Linked DNA regions of Homo sapiens: region 2 is linked to region 1. A link is a loop called in an ENCODE intact Hi-C map of the cell type or tissue named here. Cell type or tissue: gastrocnemius medialis. All regions are shown on one strand. Each heading gives the region's core, and the rest is flanking DNA. Links, peaks and the distances in the headings are about the cores only. Region 1 overlaps SHPRH (SNF2 histone linker PHD RING helicase). Region 2 overlaps EPM2A-DT (EPM2A divergent transcript).

Region 1 (5,390 bases), core at 244-5,243:
ATTCAATTGTTATCCATCCATGCATTCAAATACTTACTGAGTGCCTATTATATGCCAGGTATTGTTCCAAATGCCTCATACAAAATAGTGAATAAAACAACATCCCTACCTCATGAACAAGTCCTCTACCTTTTAATGGAGTTTACACTCAACAAATGATTTTTTCATAAAGATAAGTTTTAGTTTATATCTTAGAAGTCTCTACTGTGTGTTCAATTTACTGCAAGCTATGGCTAACTTTAACATGAGGCTAACAGTTCAGAATTACAAGTATTAACTTGGCCGGTGAACAGAAATAGAAATGGTATTTTTTTTGCAATTATATTTAGTCATGACATATTTTAACAAAAAATATACAACTGCATTCCAAATTTACCAGTTAATGTTCATGTTATATAAAACTTATATAAGAATATTTAGATAAATATATTTAAATATAATCACTTCTGGATTATATTTACCAAATTATTTTATTCCTATTTTAAACTCAGAATTTCATAATCAGTTTTTTTCACTCAGATGTTTATTTTAATTATATTTTAAAAGTGTGAGACAGATGTCACAAATGATCTTTAAATTAAATGAACAAAAATTCAAATAAAAAAAAAACAGAATAGAATTCCACATGTAGAATTCTACACATAGTATGGCTAGGCTTCTCTGTGAGTTGGAATGTAGAGATACAGAGTTTTTTTCTCTACAAAAAGGCTGTATAAGATATCTCTATTATCAAGAGATATGCTTGCTAAAAATGCAGATTTCTGGACCACATCCCAGGTCTAATGAGTCAAAGTTTATGGAGACAGAGCCTGAACAAAAATATTTATTTTAAAAAGCAGGCCAGTTGATGGTCACATACTTAAAAGTTTGACAAAAAAAGCAATTGTGTAGCATGTGGTGGGTGGGAAGGGTACTGTATTGCTGTCACTATATCTATGTAGTGGCTGTATCTATTTTCTCCCGGACAGAAATTTCTTATTATCTAAGACTCTTGACCAGTATATAGGGTCAGGGTTTCCACTGGCAAAATGCTTTGTATAAAACCTAGCCAAATGTAAGACACAGGGAACAAGACATGTGGGCCATATGTTCTGCCAGGAGGCCTACTTCACCATCCAAAATGCCTGGCAGTTGTCAGAACTTGCAAGGGGAATTTTGTTTACTTTGTGAGATGCCCAGTAGGTTCCAAAGGTCATTTAGGAATACCATCACACTGTTGCTAGGGAAGAAATGGTCTTCAACTTAAGTGCATCCACCGAACAGGACATTTGTGATCCCAGTATTCATTTTATATCTATGGTCAATCAACAGCATTCCTTACATTGTAAAATCTCTTATTTCCAAGAAATACTACTTAAAAATGTCTACTACTAATAAATAATAGTTTTATGCTTTCCAAATATCTTTTATCCACAAAAAAGCTATATGATTAAGCATTCTGTACGATATATGGTTTGCTATGTCTGAGAATCTTGACATAAATACAGTGAAATAATCATTTCAGAAATAAATTTTATATTTCAGATAATATAAACATTTCAATTAAATAAAAAATTACTTGTCAGTATTGCTTGTTAAAGAACAACGATTTGATAATCAACAGTAATATAAAGAAAAAAACTAGGTTTAGAAATAATTGGAACTAGTAGTTTCTAAAATTTGAAAATAATGCCTTAATTATTTACACAAAGCCATCTTTATTTACATACTAATCCAAAATAGGCAATATGATCATTTATGTGGAAGTTTCAAAGAGTCACAAGAGAGGGGTGAAGTCTCAGAATACAATAAGCTGATGTTTCAAGGAGGAAGTGACAGACAGCAGGCCAGAAATGTGACAGAAGTCAGAAGAAGAGACAGGAAGCACAAGGCAAATGTGGCAGACACAAATGGTAACAGAAAAAGCAGTGAAGAGCCAACCTAAACATGGCGTGAAGCAGTGTGACAACGTCGAGGAGGGATAAAATTTGCCCGCACAATGGTACAATAGTCTTATGTTTAAGAAAAGGAAATGTAATTACATGTGCATCTATGATAAAAAGGGAAATTATCTTTAGTAAATTCTATAAACTTAATTTTTTTTAAAAGATGCTTCAGTTAATTCACGTGTTAATCAATACTCATGAAAGACAGCGAGAAGTGAGAGCACAATAAACAGTATTTATATACCGATATCCCTGCTCCAACAGCACAGCACATGTAACTGTGCCAATCTCTATCCTGGGTGTCTAGGAAAGCTGCCATAAAATGAACAGGTGTTTGGATTTGATGGGCTCAATGACTCAGTTTCGTAGAGGCTGTGCTGTTTACCAGTAGCTAGAGCAATCACTTCCTTAACCTCTCTGCGCAAAACCTGACACAGCAGTTCTTTCTTATGCCAGTTCCTTGTACTGTGATGCATGCTGTCACCTAAGGGTGAGCCACCTCTTCTTAGCCACAAAGGCCATCTGTGGCCCTTGAGATGCTGTGGCCAGAGGAAGAGAAAGAAGAGAAAAAAGGAAGGGCTAAGAAAGACTATCTTTATGGAAAGGAAAGGAGAAACTATAGGAGTGGGAAGAAAGGGAGAGAGGGACTGGGAAGCAGCATAGCTCCTAAGTGCAGGCAGGATAAAGAATAACTGTCAAATGCCTCAGGGCTGCACCATAAGTCACCTACTTCTTCCTTCAATAACTCTTTGGTATTTGCTTTAAAAATATAGTCCTCCCTCAGTATCTGTGAGGGACTGACTGCTTCCAAAACCCCTGTGGATACCAAAATCCCAGGATGCTCAAGGCCCTTATATAAAATGATGTCATATTTGCATATAACATACACACATCCTCCTGTATACTTTAAATCATCTCTAGATTACCTCATATAATCCCTACACATCATTGCATTTGCGTGGATTCAATGTAAACTCAGCATGCTGCAAATTCAAGTTCTGCTCTTTAGAACTTCATGGAATTTTTCTTTTTCCAAGTATTTTTGATCTATGGTTGGCTATATCCACAGATACACAGGGCTGACTGTAAAATGTATTCAGGGGATTCACAGAGAGGGAACAGGACTAGATGATCCTTAGGTCATGATGCTCTCATCACGTATCCTTGCCTGTTCTGTTATTCCCATACTGTCCTGCACTTCCTTCCTGCTTGTTTACCCTCTAATTTTTCTCCTTTCACTCCTGGACCTTTCACTGGCGCCCCCTGGAACCCGTATTTTATGAAACAAATTGTTTCATATTTTCTACCTCTTGTAGAAATACTGCTCTTCACTTCCCTGCTTTAATTAGAACCTGGCTATCTTCTAAGCATACTGGTCTCTCAGCAGCCCTTTTGAGTGAAGGATTTGACTGTTGCATTTGAGTGCTGGTCCACAAATGCAGGTTTCAGAGCATTAGTTCTCATTTGTGTAACAACTTCCATTTTTTGAGCCCCCTGAAGCCCAGTTATCCCAACTCTACCCTTTGCTATAATTTATTGAACCCTACCCTACATTCACTAAAGAACTTTGGTGCCTAATTTACTCTATACCTCAACTCTAGATATTACATACTGTCTGCTTGGACAGCTCATCCAAAATTCAGGTCTCACTGTTTCATCTTCTAGCATCTTTTCTTCTCCACCTCACTTGAGTCACCTACTTCTACAGTCACATCTGGCAGGCCTGTCCTCTCTGGAATGACTATGATCTCCCATTCTCAGATAAGAACACCTATGCTTATATCTTTTGTGCTCAATAGCCCAATTTATACCTGTTATTTGACTTCAATGAAACTCTACTTTCTATACATCAACATTCTCCTTCTTTTCAAGAAACTTGTATTACAAATTATCCTTTCTCCTATATCTTCAGTCTATCCTTTTTTCACTGGAGACTAAACATGCTCAAGAATCTTTTGTCTTAAACAGAACAACAACAAAAAAGTGATGTCTTTCTGTTTTCATAGGTTCTGGTTACAATTCTGATTCTATCTCACAGTTAAGTTTATGAAACAGTTGGGCATTTTTTCTACTTGTTGACTTCCTGCTCATCCCGCAATCCCTCCCAATCTGCTTTCTGCCTCTACATTTGTATTAAAAGAGCTCCTTCTAAAGTCATCAGTGACCTCATTAGACAAATTAGTCCACATTGTAGTTGATCCACCTTCAGCACTACTGTCTCCTCACCGAAGCAGAGCTTCCCTGTGGTCTTTGTTGCCAGCGTACCTGCCTGGATTGCCTGTCCCTAGTTGCTCCTTCTCATTTTCCAGCCCTCCCAACTTGATTCAATCTTTTAAAGTTATGGACTTCATAGGACTCAATCTGAAGCAAACTTTTCTATTAGTGACTCCGAATTTTGTATCTCCAGCTCCACATATCAACACTTTTCTGGATAGTTCTACTTGGATGTCTTAGGCACCTTAAATATGATATGTCTAAATGTATTCCTCTTCCAAATATCTTGTATCATTAGCTATACCATTACCCACCTGCTTATTCACATCAGAAACCAGGGGTGATCTATGAAATTTCCTTCACTAATGCTGCCAACATTCTCTAACTTTATTCTAAACATGTCTAGAATATACCCACTTCTCTCCATTTCTACCGCCATCAGCCAAATCAAAGCCACCATTACTCCTGCTGTAGCCTCCTAAGCTGCTCTCTCCAAATTTCTTCTGCTCTATTCTGTTCCTCATCATCTGTTTTCCACACAAGAGAGATCTTTTTGAAATCCAAATTTGATCATGATACATCCCTGCTTATAATATTTAATGGCTTTCTCCTTAAATAAAAATAAAATTCTCAAATGTTCAGGTGGCCCTTCAACATCTGGTCCCCTAGTTAGGTCTCCAGGCTTATTCAACTGCTTTCTCCTTGCTTTCTACACTTCAGCCACTCAGATCCATTTGAGTCCTTGTCTTAGGCTTTTCCATGCACTGGCTCTCTTCTGGTTTTCTTTTTCTCTGTCTGGGAGCCAACCTATTCTCTCCTCAGGCTGACTAATTCATCATTCATCCTTTAGATACCTGCTTAACTGTCATTCCCTCAGAGACTTTTTTTCCTTTTTCTCCTTAAAAAACAAAACAAAACAAAACAAAACAAAAAAACAGGATACATGTACAGAATATGCAGGCTTGTTACACAGGTATCCATGTGCCATGGTAGTTTGCTGCACCTATTTATCTGCCCTCTTAGTTCCCTCTCCTTACTCCCCTGCCCCAACAAGCCCTGGTGTGTGTGTTGTTCCCTTCTTTGTGTCCATGTGTTCTCAGTGTTCAACTCCCACTTACGAGTGAGAACATGTGGTGGTTTTTTGTTCCTGTGTTAGTTTGCTGAGGATGATGGCTTCCAGCTTCATCCATGTCCCTGCAAAGGACATGATCTCATTCCTTTTTATGGATGCATAGTATTACATGGTGCATA
Region 2 (5,390 bases), core at 228-5,227, 69 kb before region 1:
GGATTACAGGTGTGAGTCACCGCACCTGGCCAAAATCATCTTTATTAACTCACCTCTATTTCTTCAGCATTGGCTCAAAATGGAGTTTATCCATTTACAAGACTAAAATCCTTTGACTTCCTATTTAAGAGTGATCTGCTCAGTGTAGTTCATTCAACACACATTTACTGAGTGATTACTATTTGCCAGGCTATGACTATTCCTTTACGAGGAATAAGAAAGTACGAGGTAAAACTGGTTTACTGTTTCACTGCTATATTCTCTTTCACATAAATGACAAAAAAAGATGTTAGAAACAAGTTCTGAATTTTTGCATCATTTCTGATCTATTGTAATCTATTGATTTAATAAGGATGCATGGGCCAAGTTTATGATTTCAATATAAATAGCAGGCTTTCAATGTGGATTCAGAGACTTTATCACAAAGCTACTTGCAAACATAGAGTGGGTAGGAGCTGATAGATTAATTTCCACTCCTAATTGCAATTAGTAAATTGTCACAATGATTGTATTGATAAAATGCATGTTTTCTTGTCATAGCAAACAGTAAAGGACACATTCTTATGGGAATGACAGGTGGCTAATAGCTTAATCTACTAACTAGTGACAGTAAAATAATAATATATAGTACTATTTAATAGTAATTATAATTATTACTTAATAATATTATATAATGAAATATAATGTATAATAATATTCCCTGATGATTACCAATGATACCCCAACCCAAACTGTCATTTGGTGTCCAGTCGATGCTTTATAACCCCACTGTGATGAGTAAATTATTTAACATTAGCAACGTGGTAAGTTCTCTGGGATAATTCTTTCATGGCTACCTTATCCAGGCAGGCCCATCCAGATACAGGCTGCTCAAAAAAGAACTATTCTACAGGCACCATACATTTCTCATAAGTACTTTTATATGCATGCATGATACAATCACAGTGTAGGACGTTTAACAGAAAATTGGTTACATTATTTCTTGTCTCTCCCCAAATGAAATCTGGGACATTATGACAATTTATTTTTCTAAGGATGATCTTGGTTCTGCCTATTGAAATGTCCTCACTCACCTCCAAGAGGAAGGGGGATGGCTTCAGAAAATGTCTTTAAGTGTTTTTATTTTTCACGAGTTATTTATTGCAACACTAGCTCTTCCCTGCAGGAAGCTATATAATTGTGTGCTTAATTGGTAACATAGAAGAATTCCTAGCTACTTCCTAGAGAATATACTGTTGAATTCCTTGTCACTCAAGTATCTGTTAAAAACTCAACCGTGGGAAACAATGTCTATGGATGCCTTTGGGAAAATACACATTTTACCTATTATTTCATCTTTTTTCTACTTTGTCAAGTAGTAGGTACCCCACAAAAATTGTTGATTGAATACATGAATAAAATCTTTCATTGAATTAAATCTCTTAAAAGCTGAAACATGTAACTCCAGAAGATATTTTTTGGCCCCCTAGTGAATTGTTGTTCCTGAATTCTATTTGGTGTGATGCTCTGGACTTGCACTGATAATTTCTCTTTGCAGCCTCCTATGGAACTCATGTTATTACATATCTCACTCTCTATAAACTACCTCAACATTTCTTTTCTGGTGCTAATGTGAGGAAGATAAGGCAGGCTTATCTTGAGAAATGGATTTGTTTTTATTTTACGGATATTATGAATTGGGTCACCAATCAGATTTCCCTTTTCTGATTCACTGTCACAGAGAAAAATTTATGGCTCAAAACGACAGTATGATTGCATCTTTCATTTAACTCATTTCCACTTCTAGTTTTTGCCCCCATGTTTGTTTTTCCTTATTTATTCTCATAGAATTTGTAGTTTATGATTTATTGGCATATTTTATTTGTAGCTTATTGCTATATTTTATGTTGCCCAAGATCTTAAATCTCTTTTGAAATAAGATAAAGTATTGATAAATAAAGTTTAATCCATCAATTAAACAAAACATATTCTATTGTATAGAAGAATCTGACAGTTGTTAGTCTGCACTTTTAAAAGCCACTGAGACAAGACAATCTTGGGAAGAATATTTATTATTTGTCTACTAACCACCCCTGCCTCCTTCTGAAAAAAAAGCAACTCATTCTTCTGGAAACTACTCCTCCTTCCACTGCAACTCTGCCTCCTAGAAATGTTGAGGACTCTAAGGATGGGTAACCAAACCAAGCCATTCAAATCACGGGCATTCCTTGGGTTGTTTTTGTTGTTTGTTGGGGAGTTGGTGTGGTGTGTGTTAGGCAATCTTGTCCTGTGATGGAATTGAGATGTAAAACTTAGGAACTGTCAGTGATCATATTTCCTGCCATGAAGAGAAAGACTGACTCAGTGTGAGACAAAGTTGGCACAGAGGGGAGGCGGGGAAGAGAGAGAGAAAGAATGTAAGTGAGAGAGAGAAAGTAAATGAAAGAGAAACCTGGCATCATTCAAGTTCCTGACACATTCAGTTCCTGAGACCCAACTCAGTGCTTTCTTTCACATGGTTTGGATATTCACTGCTTCTTTAGATTTTGGGAGATAACAAATTCCTCTTTCTCAATATGGGTTCAAATTGAGTTTCTATCACTTTCAAGCAGGAGTCCTTAATGATAGATGCTGCTTTCAAGCTTTATTGTGAAAAATTTTGGCCCTAATCCTCATCAGCCCCAGTCTACTTTTGTGCAAGGATATAATTTACTCGTCAACTTGGGAAGTCTGTATCTGGCTCTAATTTTCATTTGAAAGAAAACCAGTTTTTCCTCTTAATGATATGGTATATAAAACATCTGAAGTTTGTTTTGGAAAATACTAATATTGCAAGCATTTTTCAGTTAACTCAAACTCAAGTGTTTTGCTCTCTTGATTGTGTCAAAAGTTGGACTTGGACAGTGGTTTCTGGAGATACGGGAACATGATAACTAGCATTTTCCACATTGTTTTACTCTATCTCCATACCAAATCAATAGAAATCTACATGTCTGGATGAGTAGAATGGAAAGAATGTGACTTTAGACCATGAAGATCCAGATTCATGTCTTAGCTTTACATGACCAAGATCCTCAATCTCTCACAGTTCCCCTAGGAAACTTCTAGAAGAACAGTAATATGTACCTCCCAACATTGTTAGGGAAAAAATATGTAAAGCCCTAATACGGCATCAACATATAATAGTGGGAGTTATTGTCACTTTATTGGCTCACTATAGAAAGACCTTTCAAAAACTTTAACAATTTGCCTTCAGCTTTTATTCAGAATTCATACCCTCCCCAACACCCACAAGCTGTATTTATGTATCTTCATCCTTTGTACTATTATTAATTACCTAATCCTCTTTACAGAAATATCCTTACACTATACTCCCTCTTAGAATTTTGTCCTAGAAGAATAAAGACGTTTCTAAATTGCTCGTTTTCTTTTTATGTTGATAAAAGCATGTGAACTCATCCTGTTCTCCCTCATCTTCTTTCTTTTTCCCTTTGACTATCAGTAAAAATAGAGCTAAATTTAATGCTCAGTTGCATAAAACTAGATTAAACTACCTACTTATTACCTCCTTAATTATTTAAAAACATTATTGTATTCTTTCATTGGTTATGTTGTATGTGTGACTTCAAGTAAGCTTACATTATTCTTGGGAGTAGGCATCAGTGTATAAATAATAAATGCAATAAAGGCCTACACTATTTTAGCAACCCTCAGATGAAGAATGACTGAGCCAAGAGTGTGAGGGTGGTAGGTCTTGTATTTGATAGTTGTTGGACAAAGTGCTCCGGCTCCCTACAGATCACCCTTCAGGCACCAGTTCTACATTGGCTGCCTCCTATTCTCCCTTCTGGTCAGGCTTTGTGAGAGGCACCCTGTCTTTCAGACTCCATAGTCCATGTAGCCCATTGCCTGCCAGCTATGAAGGAAAACCACAAGGTAAAAACTTCTTCAACTTGAGTCAAAGTGTTCACAGCTAAGGGCAACATCAGACTCAGGGAAGGCTATATCTACTGCTAGACATGCAGTAGACACTGGGAGAATTTATATCTTTCTTAATGATTTGGACTGTCATTAACCTACTCTCTGAGGAAGACTTGACCCCCCTTTGTGTCTTGGTTTTTATGACACCTACACTTGTTTACCCACCATCTTTGTCCATTTGCGTTCTTGTAGCAAAATACCACAGACTGGGTAATTGGAAAGAACAGATACTTTTTTAAAAAAATAGTTATGGAGGCTAAGAAGTCCAAGATCATGGCTCTGGCAGGATTGCTGTCTAGTGAGGGCTGCTGTTTGCCTCCAAGATGGCACTTCACTGTCATGTACTCCAAAGGGGAGGAGTGCTGTGTTCTCATATCAGGGAAGGGACTAAAGGAGGGAAAAGGGCAAATTTCCTCTGTCAAGCCCTTTTAAAAGAGAACCAAATTCCATGAAGGAGGGCAGAGCCCTCATGACTCAGGGACCTCCTAAAGGTCTCAACTCTTAATACTGTTGCATTGAAGATCAAGTTACAACATGAATTTTGGATGGGGAAAAACACTTAACCCACAACACCACCTGCATCTCCAACTAGAACAAGACCTGCTTAAGGTTAGAAGCTGTGTCTTACTCTTCTCAGAATCTTCAGCGTACCCTACAAACCTAGTACATGGTTTACACAGTATGTTAAAGGAATAAACATATCCTCAGCATAGCAAGTTGAAATGCTTAATCATTTGCCACCAATAATAAAGTGTAAATAGAAATTATTCATTACAATGGTATTTTGTTCTCATTTCCAGAAATCAGATTCATGCCTTTTGTAAAGAATGTGTAGTCTCAGGATAATAGAGTCCTGCACTTAAAGGGAGATAATGCCTAGAAGAATCAAGTTAACTTTGCAGATGTTTTGATATATCTGGAAATATCTCTAATAGGAAAATGAAAGCCAGGAAGCTTTTCTGGAACAGTAGGTTTTATGTTGCTACTTAAAATATTCTGTGCCATTGTTCAACTATATGCCATCCCAGCAATCTTTGAGTTTTAAATATTTGGCCCCTAGAGAACCACTTGGGTCAGTTGCTGTCTGGTCACCATCCCATTCTAAGACTGCCCTTCGGGTTACATACACTGATGCTGCCAAGCACTGATGAACTATTCTTATATAAAAATAGAAAGTACATTCTAGAGGTGAAACATATATACATATCTTTTTAAAGTAATGTTTAAGAAAACTATCTTATATTTCCAAATTCCAGAGGCTGTTTCTTGACAATTTCTGAGATAAATAAACCACACATTCTTTTAAGTCAGAAGCAGCAAGTTTGAATTAGTCAATGGAATCTTCACCTACATTATTTATCTACATCTTATCATTATATATGTCAGTTAAAGGAAGGAATTGGTATGACTATTTTACTAGAAAAGTGATG

The links. Hi-C counts contacts between places; a loop is a spot of excess contacts. Peaks named below come from ENCODE experiments on the same cell type or tissue, not always from the same donor. Only the 100,000 strongest peaks of a DNase experiment are listed, where the experiment ranks them.
Region 2: it touches region 1 in a loop (2.4-fold over the local background); 1 of 110 quality-filtered maps calls a loop at or near these places.

Annotation. Positions count from the first base shown.
Region 1 is chr6:145,902,744-145,908,133 of GRCh38, forward strand. The region is part of intron 25 of SHPRH (SNF2 histone linker PHD RING helicase); the gene reads right to left. Among named protein-coding and RNA genes, the nearest start is that of SHPRH, 59 kb to the right of the region's middle. In gastrocnemius medialis, for the core only: no CTCF peak of the experiment used is centred there; a DNase peak (open chromatin) is centred at 2,328; H3K27ac peaks cover 4,087 bases.
Region 2 is chr6:145,834,034-145,839,423 of GRCh38, forward strand. All of the region lies in intron 2 of EPM2A-DT (EPM2A divergent transcript), which reads left to right. Among named protein-coding and RNA genes, the nearest start is that of FBXO30, 22 kb to the left of the region's middle. In gastrocnemius medialis, for the core only: no CTCF peak of the experiment used is centred there; a DNase peak (open chromatin) is centred at 2,338; H3K27ac peaks cover 893 bases.